2 separate regions of the Homo sapiens genome follow, and region 1 is linked to region 2. A link is an interaction called in ENCODE POLR2A ChIA-PET data of the cell type or tissue named here. Cell type or tissue: MCF 10A. All regions are shown on one strand. Each heading gives the region's core, and the rest is flanking DNA. Links, peaks and the distances in the headings are about the cores only.

The links. ChIA-PET counts read pairs that join two places held together with the same protein. Peaks named below come from ENCODE experiments on the same cell type or tissue, not always from the same donor. Only the 100,000 strongest peaks of a DNase experiment are listed, where the experiment ranks them.
Region 1: POLR2A ChIA-PET joins it to region 2 with 6 read pairs; 3 of 35 experiments call an interaction of 5 or more read pairs at or near these places.

The regions. Positions count from the first base shown.
Region 1 is chr2:28,082,714-28,086,713 of GRCh38, reverse strand. The region is part of intron 6 of BABAM2 (BRISC and BRCA1 A complex member 2); the gene reads right to left. Among named protein-coding and RNA genes, the nearest start is that of MIR4263, 88 kb to the right of the region's middle. In MCF 10A, for the core only: no CTCF peak of the experiment used is centred there; no DNase peak of the experiment used is centred there.
Region 2 is chr2:27,703,587-27,711,874 of GRCh38, reverse strand. LINC01460 (long intergenic non-protein coding RNA 1460) reads left to right here. Exons shown (of 2, transcript NR_135200.1): 2 at 3,379-6,089. Among named protein-coding and RNA genes, the nearest start is that of LINC01460, 8.0 kb to the left of the region's middle. RefSeq lists a silencer at 7,910-7,979. In MCF 10A, for the core only: no CTCF peak of the experiment used is centred there; DNase peaks (open chromatin) are centred at 3,807 and 5,414.

The DNA.
Region 1 (4,000 bases), core at 1-4,000, 380 kb before region 2:
ATCTTAAATAAGTTCTTACATTGTTATTTCTGTCTAAGTACAGTTTTACAGTAGTTAAATAAAAGAATCATAAGACTAGAAAAATAGATAAGGCCCTTGAAAACATATTTCAATATTCTCCTTCCTTCAGGCAAAAGAAGACCTCTATCAGCTCACAAAAGTTACTATTTGCTAGGTTAGACGCAAAAAAACTTTTTTCAGCCCTCAAACAGGTATTCACATGCATTGAACAGGTATGTATGCATAAACTTGTCCATCTGTAAAGTAAAACTGTAAATGCCCCCAAGATGGGAGCATGTTTACGTTGAGGTCTAAATTAATTCATTGTGGTGAATAAACAAGTAATAAAATAAAATTAATTAGGAAGAAAAAAAGACTGTTCTACGAACTCAAAGACAAATTATTTATATTTTAAAGCTCAAGGTAAATTTTCTCTGTACTTGGAAGTTGTGTAAATGTGTTAGTACACTGGGTCATATACAAATCAGCATATTCTTGGCTATGAGATTTTAACAGATAGATTCAAATTCTTCCATCTATTTGTCTAAGCTTTAAATTCTATTTTTTCTGCACTTGGGCATATCCTGTCTACAAATTACAGACGGACAAGTTCATTTGAAAATTGACTAATTAAAATATATTGATCATAAAATATGTACTGTTATCTTTTTTCCTTAACACATCCTAAAGCTAATCTTAGCTGAAAATGTGTAAGTACTTATCCCTGTACAGCATAAGACAAGAATATAATTCAATGAAACCTTTACAAAATGTCAGATTAATTACATTTTTTCAGTGCAGATGGATTTAAGGAAATCATCTCTGAAAACAGTACTTCATTTAAAGTAAAATAAAGACATAATCTTCTCTGATAAGTCAATGTGTAGGAGATGCCAAAATATTAAAACTGCCATATATTAAAATGCTTTGGTATGAATTTTTCAAATAATTACAAGTAGTGTATGATGATCCTGAGGCAATACCCTAGAAACACTAAAGTTTTTATGGGTAGCACAACAAGAAGAATCAATTGCATGACACACGAGAAATAAACTGAATCATGTATGGCTAAAAATCTTAAATTTTAGAGAGGTCATTAGTCTATAAGTCAAGTAATATGTTAAATATTCATTACTTTGACAAGCATTTATCATCTAAAATATATAAGTATTCAAATATTTCTGTAACTCTGAACATCAAGTTAATATGAAGTTGACCACATAGGCAAATTTTACGTCTCCGTCTACACAGGTCAGCATGACATTTCTCTAAAATGACTTCTTTATGAGGTTTTGAAATTCAGTGCCATAGAAGTCAGATGCATAAATCATTCCTGCAGAATACATTTATAATGTACCATTCATTGTGCAATGCCTTCATGTTTTGGTGGACTTAAAAGATTTACTGTTACTTGAGTAAAACATTAACAGAGACAAAATATTTATCTCTTTGTTTAATAAAGCTTAATATGCACCTTAAAACAATTTACATTTATGTATTTGTTAACACAATACAAGTAATGTTCTATTCATCCCCAACTGAAATTTGTTATTTAAAACATTTCCTATGCCATGTCTAACTAAAAATGGCATTTTAAAGCTGTATTCAAGTTAGAAAATACACAAAATAGAGAAGTTAAAAAGTATAAAACTGGATGGTAATGTTTTCCTTTTATTGTTTCTAGTACTGTTACCCTTCATTCTGTAAGAGCTGTCTTCTTTCCGTTTTTTTAAAACCCAAATAAAGAAGTTAATTTTGTTGACTTCTAATACTTCACTAAGTAAAATGACGCTGGGAGTGCCTGAATACACATTCTATCTTTTAAAATAAATCACACAGGTCTGGCAAAGTGTCAAAAATGTAGACAGTTAAGGTTACGTTAAGTTCCTCTCTTTTTCATGGTTTCTTAATAGACTATGAGAAGGCAGAAGGGCTCCTCAGGCCAAGTTTTCACGTCTCATGGCCCCTAAACTACTGTGTAGAACGGTCAGAGTCTACACTTGGCTCCCTGGATTCATTCCATGGATCAAAGCTCCAGGATTACCCTTTCCAGCAACAGATGACAATGCTAACAGCACAAAAGGCATCAACACTATCTCTTCAGGAAACTACCCAAAATGAAGACACCCAAGGGTACTTGAATGACACACATTTTTTTTCTTCCAATGCCCCTGGCCTCCCTCAATACCCATAACCCTAGAAAAGAGGAAAGTAATTGATCCATAGATTCCATCCAAGTTCTGCTTTCAAACACAACTCCATACACACACACAAAGTGGTGAGCAAATTCTATCTATACACTTCTATAATAACTGACATTCATATTTTCTTCTGGAAAAATGCCCTATCTGCCTTTACCACTCACATCCCTGAGGTATCCTATGCACACTGCCTCACCAAACGACACCTCTCCCTTCCAAGGCCAGCTATGATTTCTCTCTTAACGCACTCTTCAGAGGCCTTTCCAGGCCTGTTATTCTAATCAACTTGGTAGTTCCTACTACTTTCCTACCTTTAGACCCTCTCCAAGTCCTTAGTACAAGTATAAAAATCCTGTATGGTTGCCGCTGTGTCTCTATCATCCATGTGTACAACAGGAACTATCATAACCCTGGAGTGAGAAGGAAAAGACAGCCACGCTACCCGTCAAGCGCATCTTACTCTGCTGTGCATCACAAGAGAGGGCAGGACACCTTTAAGGTAACCAAATTCATGGTTAGAACCAAGTGTATAATAACAAAATGTTACTAAAATTAGGTAGGTTTGTCTTCATTATTAATTCACAGAAAGGGAAGGGGGGCTATGTGTTTTATTCTCTTTCTAATTGTCCTTACTACCTACTTAACACAGGTCACTGTGCTCAATAAATACAGATCACGAAATGACCAAATATATAGATACACAAGTAAAGAAACATCATCTATATCAAAGATGGCCACTCGCTGGGACAAAGATAAGAGTCAGTATCTAGTTACCCACAGGCCAAATCAGACCTCAGGAACACAAACACTGCTAGGTAATGTTTTATTCATCAATCTCCCAGGGACAATGATAGTACATACACAGCAGCAATAACATCAATCGGTTCAGTAAAAATAAGAGGCAAGATCATGTCCCAAGAGGAAGGGAGGGCTGGTTAGGACTGGAAGCATAAGGAGACTAGAAAATAGGAAATATTTAATAGTTATTAAAACAAATGTGCTGAAGAATTGATAACTACTGTTAAGCCATACAAAGGGCCCAAAATAAAATTAGAATCACAAATTTGTAGTGGGCCAAATCAGTACGGTTCTCAGATTGCTTCTAAAATGTTCCAACAGCAGATTGCAAAAAGCGGGAAAGCATGCAGTGACTATCACAGTGGACAAAGAACGTGATTAGGAGGGTTGAGGAGGTGGTACTGAAGTAGTAGGTCTTTGAGACAAGGCTAAGCATGCAATCAGCAGAGTCTAAGAGTGAATGACTGAAGGCACAGATCTAGCTCCACAGATGTGGAGGAGTGGAAGAAGCAGCAGTTCAGGACGTGGTAAGCAGAGAAAGAGAGTACTGATATTTTAGAAACAGAGCAGTGATGATGAAGTACAAGGTGCAGCAAAAAGGAAAGGTGGGGAGCAGAAATGGAGCTGGAAAGACTCTAACAGGCTGAAGAAGGATGAATGGATCATCATTTTACGTGCCAGAATTGGGGAGGATGATGGCAGAGGATGGAGAGAAGATAAGACCCAGGTACTGAGGTTGTCTAGCAAAGTGGGAATGAGTCTAGGGTTGACAGAGTCAGCAATGATTACTGAAAAGAGTGGTGCATGTGGACAAATTATTAGGTTTTAATATTTTCACAGTATATCAGGAGAAGTGAGAAAGGTGAGGCCTCCACAGCAACGAACAGAATCAATTTTCAGTAAAGACAAGAGGCAGCAGAAAAATTACTTACAAGTGAGGGAATTACAACTCCAGATGAAAGAACACTATTTCTGGTTACTATTAAGTTGAATGAATTAAT
Region 2 (8,288 bases), core at 1,639-5,638:
GTTGTTACTACTTAGGCCCCCTTTATGGATATCAGGCCCGGTGTGTTCAGAGTTTCCAATTTTTTTTTTAAATAAATACCAAATTTGGATTTTAGATTAAATTTCTCAACTTCTAAAATACTGTGCAAACCAAACAAAATACTGCTGCAGGCTAAGTTCAGCCTGCAGGTAACCCTGGATATAAAGATTTCCTGCTTTGTAATAATTCTTAGGTGGCAGAAAGCAGTTTGGATTGGGAGTTTCTAGTTCTGGTTATACCAGTAATGAGCTAAATAATCTTCAATAAGTTATATCCTTTCTCTGGGACCTCAGTTTCCTCATCTGTACAATGAAGGATCCCATTAAATGATCCCCAAGGCCTTTTTTTTTTTAACTTGGTAATTCTGTGGTTCTGTGGCTTATTCTAAATGGTGGGGAAATCCTGTTTAATTGAATTTTCTGGTGAATGAGAATTACCATAAATACACACTGTATGTGGATTACTACATTTCAGAGAACTAGAATACAATAACTCTTTGGTTAACTGAAATTCTCCAGCGTTAACTGGAAAATCCCCTTTTAATCAAGGTTATTGTTGAGAGGCTTTCTAAAATACCAGAGTTCAGTTTCCTGCCTTTCTAAGCACAGGAGATGTAGCAATACTGGGCAAGGGGATCTGATGAGTCAATGTCTGGGGATGGCTCTGCCACCTGAGCTGAAGGAGTCAACAGCAGGGTGACCCAAGAGGATCTCCCAGCCAGGGCGCTGCTCACATAGCAGAGTTATCTATAAGTTAAGGACCACCTGGCTGGTGCCATAGATAACTATACTGAGGACCTCACCAGCCTTTTGCAAGACTCGGACACCCAGGTTTAACATCCACTTTTGGAGCATACCTCATTTCTAAGCTGATGAATAGTTGAAAACTGGCATTGCCTGGAATGTGCATCAAGGCTGACTGCCACCCAGAGCTCCTTCCCACTGAAAACAGTGAAAGCGCTTTGGAACCCAGCAGATCTTGATTTGAATTGAGTCTTACACTTCCCAGCTGTGTGACTTTAGGCGCGTGCCTTAACCTTTCTGAGTCTTAGTTTCCTCATCTATAAATTGGAGACAATACGCTCTCATAGAGTTGTTATGAGGACTGAGTAAAATCATGTGCGCTAAATGGCTGATGTGATGTTTGAGATTTAGTAAGTGCTGGGTAGGTAAATGGAAATCATTCCATTAGGAATTAATACCTTTTATCATGTAAAATCCCATCTGATTCTCCAGATTTTTACTTAGTAAGTAAGGTCAGAAAGTCAATAGCAGTCACCTTCCACCTCAATAGCCATTTGAGAAACAAATTGTGCATAATTAGATCTCCTGCTCCATCCACCCTTCCATTCCACCCTATCATCTTGGAATAGAGATACCAGCCTGAAAATCAGAACCAAGATCTTGATTTAGGGCCAGGTGTGGTGGCTTACACTTATAATCCCAGCGCTTTGGGAGGATGAGGCGGGAGGATCATTTGGGCCCAGGAGTTTTGAGGTTACAGTGAGCTATGATCGCGCCACTCCAGCCCGAGCAACAGAGTGAGGTCCTCTCTCTCTATAAAAACAAAACAAAACAAAAACTCTATTTTGCAACTGTCATAGTAATAATTGATCCAGTCAAGAATCATCAAAGGATGCAAGTTTGATATGGACAAGATAGTCATAGGCTTAAATATTTACCCTCTCCCCCAATTACTTATTAATTACAAAAGGAAAAAATAATAACTTTTCAGTGGAGAAACTTGGCAAGTATCTCCTTAAACATGAGATCAAAGTTAACATCACCAGGCCTGGGACAAACAGACATCACGTGGCTCCTGATATGATGTACTGAGGCCCCGGCATCACTTCTGTGAGATTCCTGCCAGCAAATGCTTAACCTGGGTCTAATTATCAGCACACATCAGACTAGCCCAAATTGAAGGGCATTCTATAAAACAACTGGCCTATACTCTTGAAAAATATCAATATCATGAAAGACAAAGAAAGGCTGAGGAACTCTTCTAAATTAAAAATTAAAGAAACACAGTGACTATGTGGAATGTATGATCTGGATTGGATTCTGGGCGAGAAACAAATCTCTATTAAGGACATTATTTGGAGAATTCAATAAAGTTTAATATTGAGTACATATTAAAAAATAGTTTTAAACAGAGTTCAGTCTTGTAATCCCAGCACTTTGGGAGGTCAAGGTGGGTGGATTGCTTGAAGCCAGGAGTTTGAGACCAGCCTGGGCAATAAAGCATGACCCTGTCTCCACAAAAAAAATTTTTTAAATTAGCCAGGCACGGTGGTGTGCACCTACAGTTCCAGCTACTCGGCAGGCTGAGGCAGGAGAATTGCTTGATTGCCCAGGAGGAGTTTGAGGCCACAGTGAGCTATGATCACACTGCTACACTCCTGCCTGGGTGACAAAGCAAGACCCTGTCTCTAAAAATAAAATAAAATAACTATTATATCTATGTTAAATTCCCTGATTATGTAATAGAATGTCTGTGTTCTTGGGAAAGTATTTAAGGGTAAAAGGAATAGTGTCTGCAACTTACTCTCAAAAGGTTCAACAAAAGAAAATAAGTATAAACAGGTATGTACACACTCAGAGAGAATATTAAAATGTAGCAAAGTTTAACATTTGGTGAACCTGAGTGAAGGAGTTCTATGCGCCAGACTTGCAGTTTTTCAGTAAATTAACATTATTTCAAAGTAAAAAGTAAAAAAGAAAAACAGAGCCAAAGCGCCATGCCCAGAGCCTGGCGTCCTCTGCCCCCACACCATGGCGAAGTAGAAAGAGCCCTGACTTAGACACAGGTTCAAATCCAGGCTCCCAACTGTAAGATATTTCATCCCCAGGCTTCTGTCTCCTCACCCTAAAAGGAAGATAATAATACAGTGTCTCTCTCTTAGGGATGTTAAGGAGACTTAAATGAGGTAGTCTATGTAAAAACCCTGGCACCTGCCAAAAAATTATTCACATACTCTCCAAGTATATGCTGCCAATTGCCCAGAAGTGATAAATACCAACAGAATTCTTACTCTCACGTAGCTTATCTTCTAGTCAGAAGATGGAAAATAAATGACTAAATAAGCAGGCAGGCATAATTCCAAACAGTATAAATTCTGTGAGGGGAATGGAGTGTGGCGGTAGAGATGGGGAGAGATGGGGGTGGGGGGCGGCCCTGCCCTATACAGGGTGGTCAGGGAAAGCCTTCCAAGGAAATAACATTTAAGCTGACCCTGAAGAACAAGAAGGAGGGAGAGGCTGACAATGTAGGTGGTGGAACAGCAGGAACAAAGGCCCCGGGGTGGGCAAGGGCTCGGTGTATGCAAGGAACTGTCCGTCCCTTCTCTCCTTTGCTAGACCACCTCATAATTCCGTGTGTGTTCCTTGACGGAAGGGGCAGCAGAGCACCCAGCACTGGATACTCAGTGTCAGATGAGTGAACAAGCAAATGGCTGATGTCTGGTTTCAATGTTTGCCTACGAGGAGATGTACTCCGCTCCCAGCTCTTAGCCTCACCATGCAGTGGAAGGGAAGGAGGCTTCTGAACTGGCAGCTCTACATTCTTCCCCTCTCTGTGCAACTTGTTTAGATCACAGAACTGGAAGGGACCCCAAAAATCCCATTCTCCCACCCCTCCGATTAGAGAGGAAGAAACAGAGGCCCAGACTCAACAGACTTGCCAAAACCCATGGACCTGGTTGGGGGCCCACATCTAGCACTTTCCCCAGCCTCACAGCCTGCCTTGTTTATTTGTTCAGCAGTTTTTGTTTCGCCATGGCACAGCTTGTTCCGACTCTGGAACATTTATGAGATGAGCCAATTTTTAAAAATCATAGAAAATAAATGGTTTGCTCTTGGAGCTGAAGGGCGGGGCAGCCAGGGTGGGAGACAGGTTCCAGGCCAGTTCTGGGGCAGAATTTTGGCTTATCCTTTGCTGTGTTTTTTTATTCTCCTGCCTTGGGAACCAAAAGGATTTCAGTGGGATTTCCTGCCTCGATTTCTCCAGTACTATGATATGGAAAGACTAGAACATTCAACCATACACTTTCTGATTCTCACCTCCACCATCATTAGTTCCATTCCAAACTCTGGCTCCTACCCATTGAGTTCAAGCTACAGCCTGATTCAACTGATCAACCTGGGGATGGTGGTGTCAGGACTAGCACCTGGACCATTCTGCCTCCTCTGCCTGCAACATCCTCTCTATCTGCTTGTGAACTCTTCTCCTTCAAAACCCAGCGGTTACGTCACCACTTCTAAAACCTTGAACTGATTCCCCACGTAGTCGGCCAGCTACTTTTTAAATTTAAAAAAGCCCAACCAGAATAAACAGGATAGCTAAAATGCTGAATTTCTTTGCTTTTTTTTGACTGGATATTAACTCAGTGTACTAATGTTAGCTATTATCTTGTGTTATTTGATCATAATTTATTTGCAGATATGTAAATATGTGATTACCAAAAACTTGTAAATGAATACTTGCTAAATTCAATTTTTTTGGCCAACAAAAATAATTTATTTAAACGTTAATTATGTCCAGGATGGTAGAGGGAGTGGGATAAGGATGACACAAGGACTCCTGGTGGTAAAAAGGTGACTCTAAGGTCCTATCTAGCCTTTTGATACAACATGGCTGGCTCATTTCCCCAAAAGGCCTGGTACATAGTAGGTGCTCAAAAAGTATGCATTATATGTATAAGTCCGTGAGGACGATTACACTCTCTGACCCTGGGGTCAATGAAGCTTCTGTCAACCCCAGTTGAATGTCCCATGAGGGGCCAGGCTAAGAATCCATTCAAGAGCTGTCCTAGGCCAGATACAGTGGCTCACACCTGTAATCCCAGCACTTTGGGAGGCCAAGGCAAGCAGATCACCTGAGGTCAGGAGTTTAAGACCAGTCTGGCCAACATGGTGAAACCCTGTCTCTACTAAAAATACAAAAATTAGCCAGGCATGGTGGCGGGCGCCTGTAATCCCAGCTACTCGGGAGGCTGAGGCATGAGAATCCCTTGAACCAGGAGGTGGAGATTGCAGTGAGCCAAAATCACTCCACTGCACTCAATCCTGGGCAACAGAGCGAGACTCTTTCTCAAAAAAAAAAAAAGGAGCTGTCCTAGCTTCAGGCTTTTTCTCCCTAACTGGGCGACATGCCCATTCTTAGCATTCTTAGTACTAAGATTGGTGAGATCCTGGGGATGGATAGGGCAGTGTGTTCTGAAGCCCTTTCAAGGAGCAGGGGCAGCAGCCTGGGTTCTGATGCCCATTCCAACTCCCTCTGCCCCTTTGCTCAAGGCAGTTCCCCAAGCAGCAGTCTGGCCAGCTGTGGGAGGTGCTGTTCACCACTTCCAAGATTAGCTCAGACCTTAAAAATCACAGCCCAGCTCCTGCCCTTCTCGTGCCAAGGAAAACAGTAGATGTCAGAAGCCTCCTTAGGTATCTGGAAGGGAACAGCTCCTTCTGCTCCCTCCCTTCCTTGTATGAGGTCATTGAATCAGGATGACAAAGCAAACAGTGACATGTGTTGGGACTTGTTCCCAGACTGATTCCAGGATTTCTCCAGCCCCTCCCACCTCCCCACCCTCAGAATGGCAGACCCAGGTGTGGACAACAAACTGAATAGAACTTGGTCCTTGGGATCCTGGGAAATAGGGGCTAGTTGTGAGGCACTTCCTGGGGTGGTGAAGAGGAAGCCCTGGATAGACCTTGGTAAAAGAGGAAATTGGGATATCAGCCCCACGGGCTATTTGCACGGTGTGTTCCGGGCTTCAGCATGTTTCTACATATTTTAATGTGAGTTTAGGAGGGTAGGAGTTCTTTTTCAACTTCACAGATGAGGAAACAGCCTCATTTAAGGTCAGCAGTTTAATCAGGGTTACATGACTTAAGTGTGACAGAGCCAGACTTGAAGTGAGGTTTGTGACTAATGAGTTTTGTTACATTTTCCCACCTCACCACAGTTCCTTGAACTTGTCATTGGTATATCTGTTTCAGGCTTTCTGCCTTGTGGCATACCACCATACTATTATTTACATAATATTTTTCTTAAATAAACACAATTTAAAAGTTAACCTCATTCTGCCCATTATTCTAAGTTAAGTAACTCAGGAATGGAAAACGAAACATTGTATGTTCTCACTTATAAGTAGGAGCTAAGCCATGAGGACGCAAAGGCATGATTTATATAGTGGACTTTGGGGACTCGGCTGGGGAAGGTTGGGAGGATGGTGAAGGATAAAAGACTAAGTATTGGGTACAGTGTACACTGCTCAGGTGATGGGTACACTAAAATCTCTTTAGAAATCACCACTAAAGAACTTACCCATGTGACGGGTGTGGTGGCTCACACCTGTAATCCCAGCACTTTGGGAGGCTAAGGTGGGTGGTTCTCAAGCCCAGGAGTTCAAGGCCAGCTTGGGCAATATATTGAGACCCCATCTCTCTTAAAAAAAAAAATTTACCCATGTAACCAAATACTTACCTGTACCCTAAAATCTGTTGACATAAAAAAGTTAACTTCATTCTAAGCTGCAATACATATGTGTGTATATATGTGTACATATATATTAAAATGTACATATATATTTTAATATGTATATGTAATGTGACATATTACATTTATACTGTTTATATGTATTTATATGTGTAGCTACTAAAATTAAACATTTTCATCCTCATCCCCTAAAGTCGACTCTCGTGACACCAGGGACACTCGTGTATACTTTGGAAAACTGTCTCACAACCTCTCTGTATTACGAAGGATGCAGCCAAGTGGCTGCCCTTGTTGAAATGCTCAGCCAGTAGGATCACTCATAGCCACCACTGTCTTTGTTAGGGCCGTGCCTCAAAATCACAAAATTATTGAATCATGGAGGATAAGAGATAGATCATGGACTCTAACTCTGGAGAAGGTGTTATACAACACACCCAGCCATAGCCCTAAAGATTAAGGGGCACCATTCAGGGATATAAAGATGAATCAGATATAGTCCTTGCTCTTAAAAACTCACTAAGCTTACAGACATAAACAATTGAAAACTAGAAGGACTAAGCAAAGGAACAGAAATGAAAGAAACTCACATCTAGATGTAGTTCCACCACAAACTCGGTGTGCCTTTGAGCAAGTCACTTCATGTGTCTAGCCTCAGGTTTTTTTTGTTTTTGTTTTTGTTTTTTGAGATGGAGTTTCGCTGCAATGCCCAGGCTGGAGTGCAATGATGCAATCTGGGCTCACTGCAACCTCCACTTCCTGGGTTCAAGTGATTCTCCTGCTTCAGCCTGAGTAGCTGGGACTACAGGCAGGGGTCACCATGCCTGGCTAATTTTTGTATTTTTTGTAGAGACGGGGTTTCACCATATTGGCCAGGCTGGTCTCGAACTCCTGACCTCAGGCGATCCACCTGCCCCAGCCTCCCAAAATGCTGGGATTACAGGTGTTAGCCACCCTGCCCAGTGCCTCAGTTTCTTTAAACAGAGGTAATTAACATCTGTTTTTACCTTTTAAGTCTAATAGGGGATTCGGATTTTTTTTTTTAACAAGTGTGAAAAAAATCCTCTGTAAACTGTAAAGCTGAAATATAGTGTGTAAGGAATAAATATGCAATGCCCAAAGTCCTCCATAGAATATTGGCATTATAAATGGAGAGCGACTTTCTCTAAGTGAAATTAAGCACTGGAAAAGGCAGTTTTGGAGGAGAGTTGGGAGCACCATTTGGGCCTGACCGGTGTCTCTGGCTAACTTTCTGCTGCCAGGTCTTGGGTCCAGGAATGTCTGTGAGCGAAACTAGCTTGCTGCTCCTAACTTTTTCACAATCCTCCTTTTTTTCTGATTCTTACTCTTTCTTCTGCTTTGAAACCTTTATCTTCTTTCAGCCCCTTGTGCAAGCTGACCGCATTGTAATGGGTCTATACTGCCCCCTTGTGGTCACTCCCTGCCGTGGTTGCATTAACTTCTGACGGGGTGTGCGTGATAAAGGCAGACCTGAGGAAACCCAACCAACCCCAGCTAAATGCAGCTGGTCCTGGAAAATCCAAATTAAAGCCAGCTGCTGGAGTGCAGCGCTCCTTGATGGGAAGGAGTAGTTCATGCCTGGTTTTGCCCCAAGTAGGACATAAATCCAGCCCTCTGGATTAAACTTGCTAAAATGGTCAGTTCCTAGACTATCCAGCTTGTCTGGAGCAAGGTCCTGGAACTAAAAGTGGCTAGAAGGTATCCCTTCTCTGACAGAAAAACCCAAGGATAGGAAGGGCTGGGGCTAGGACCTGCCCTT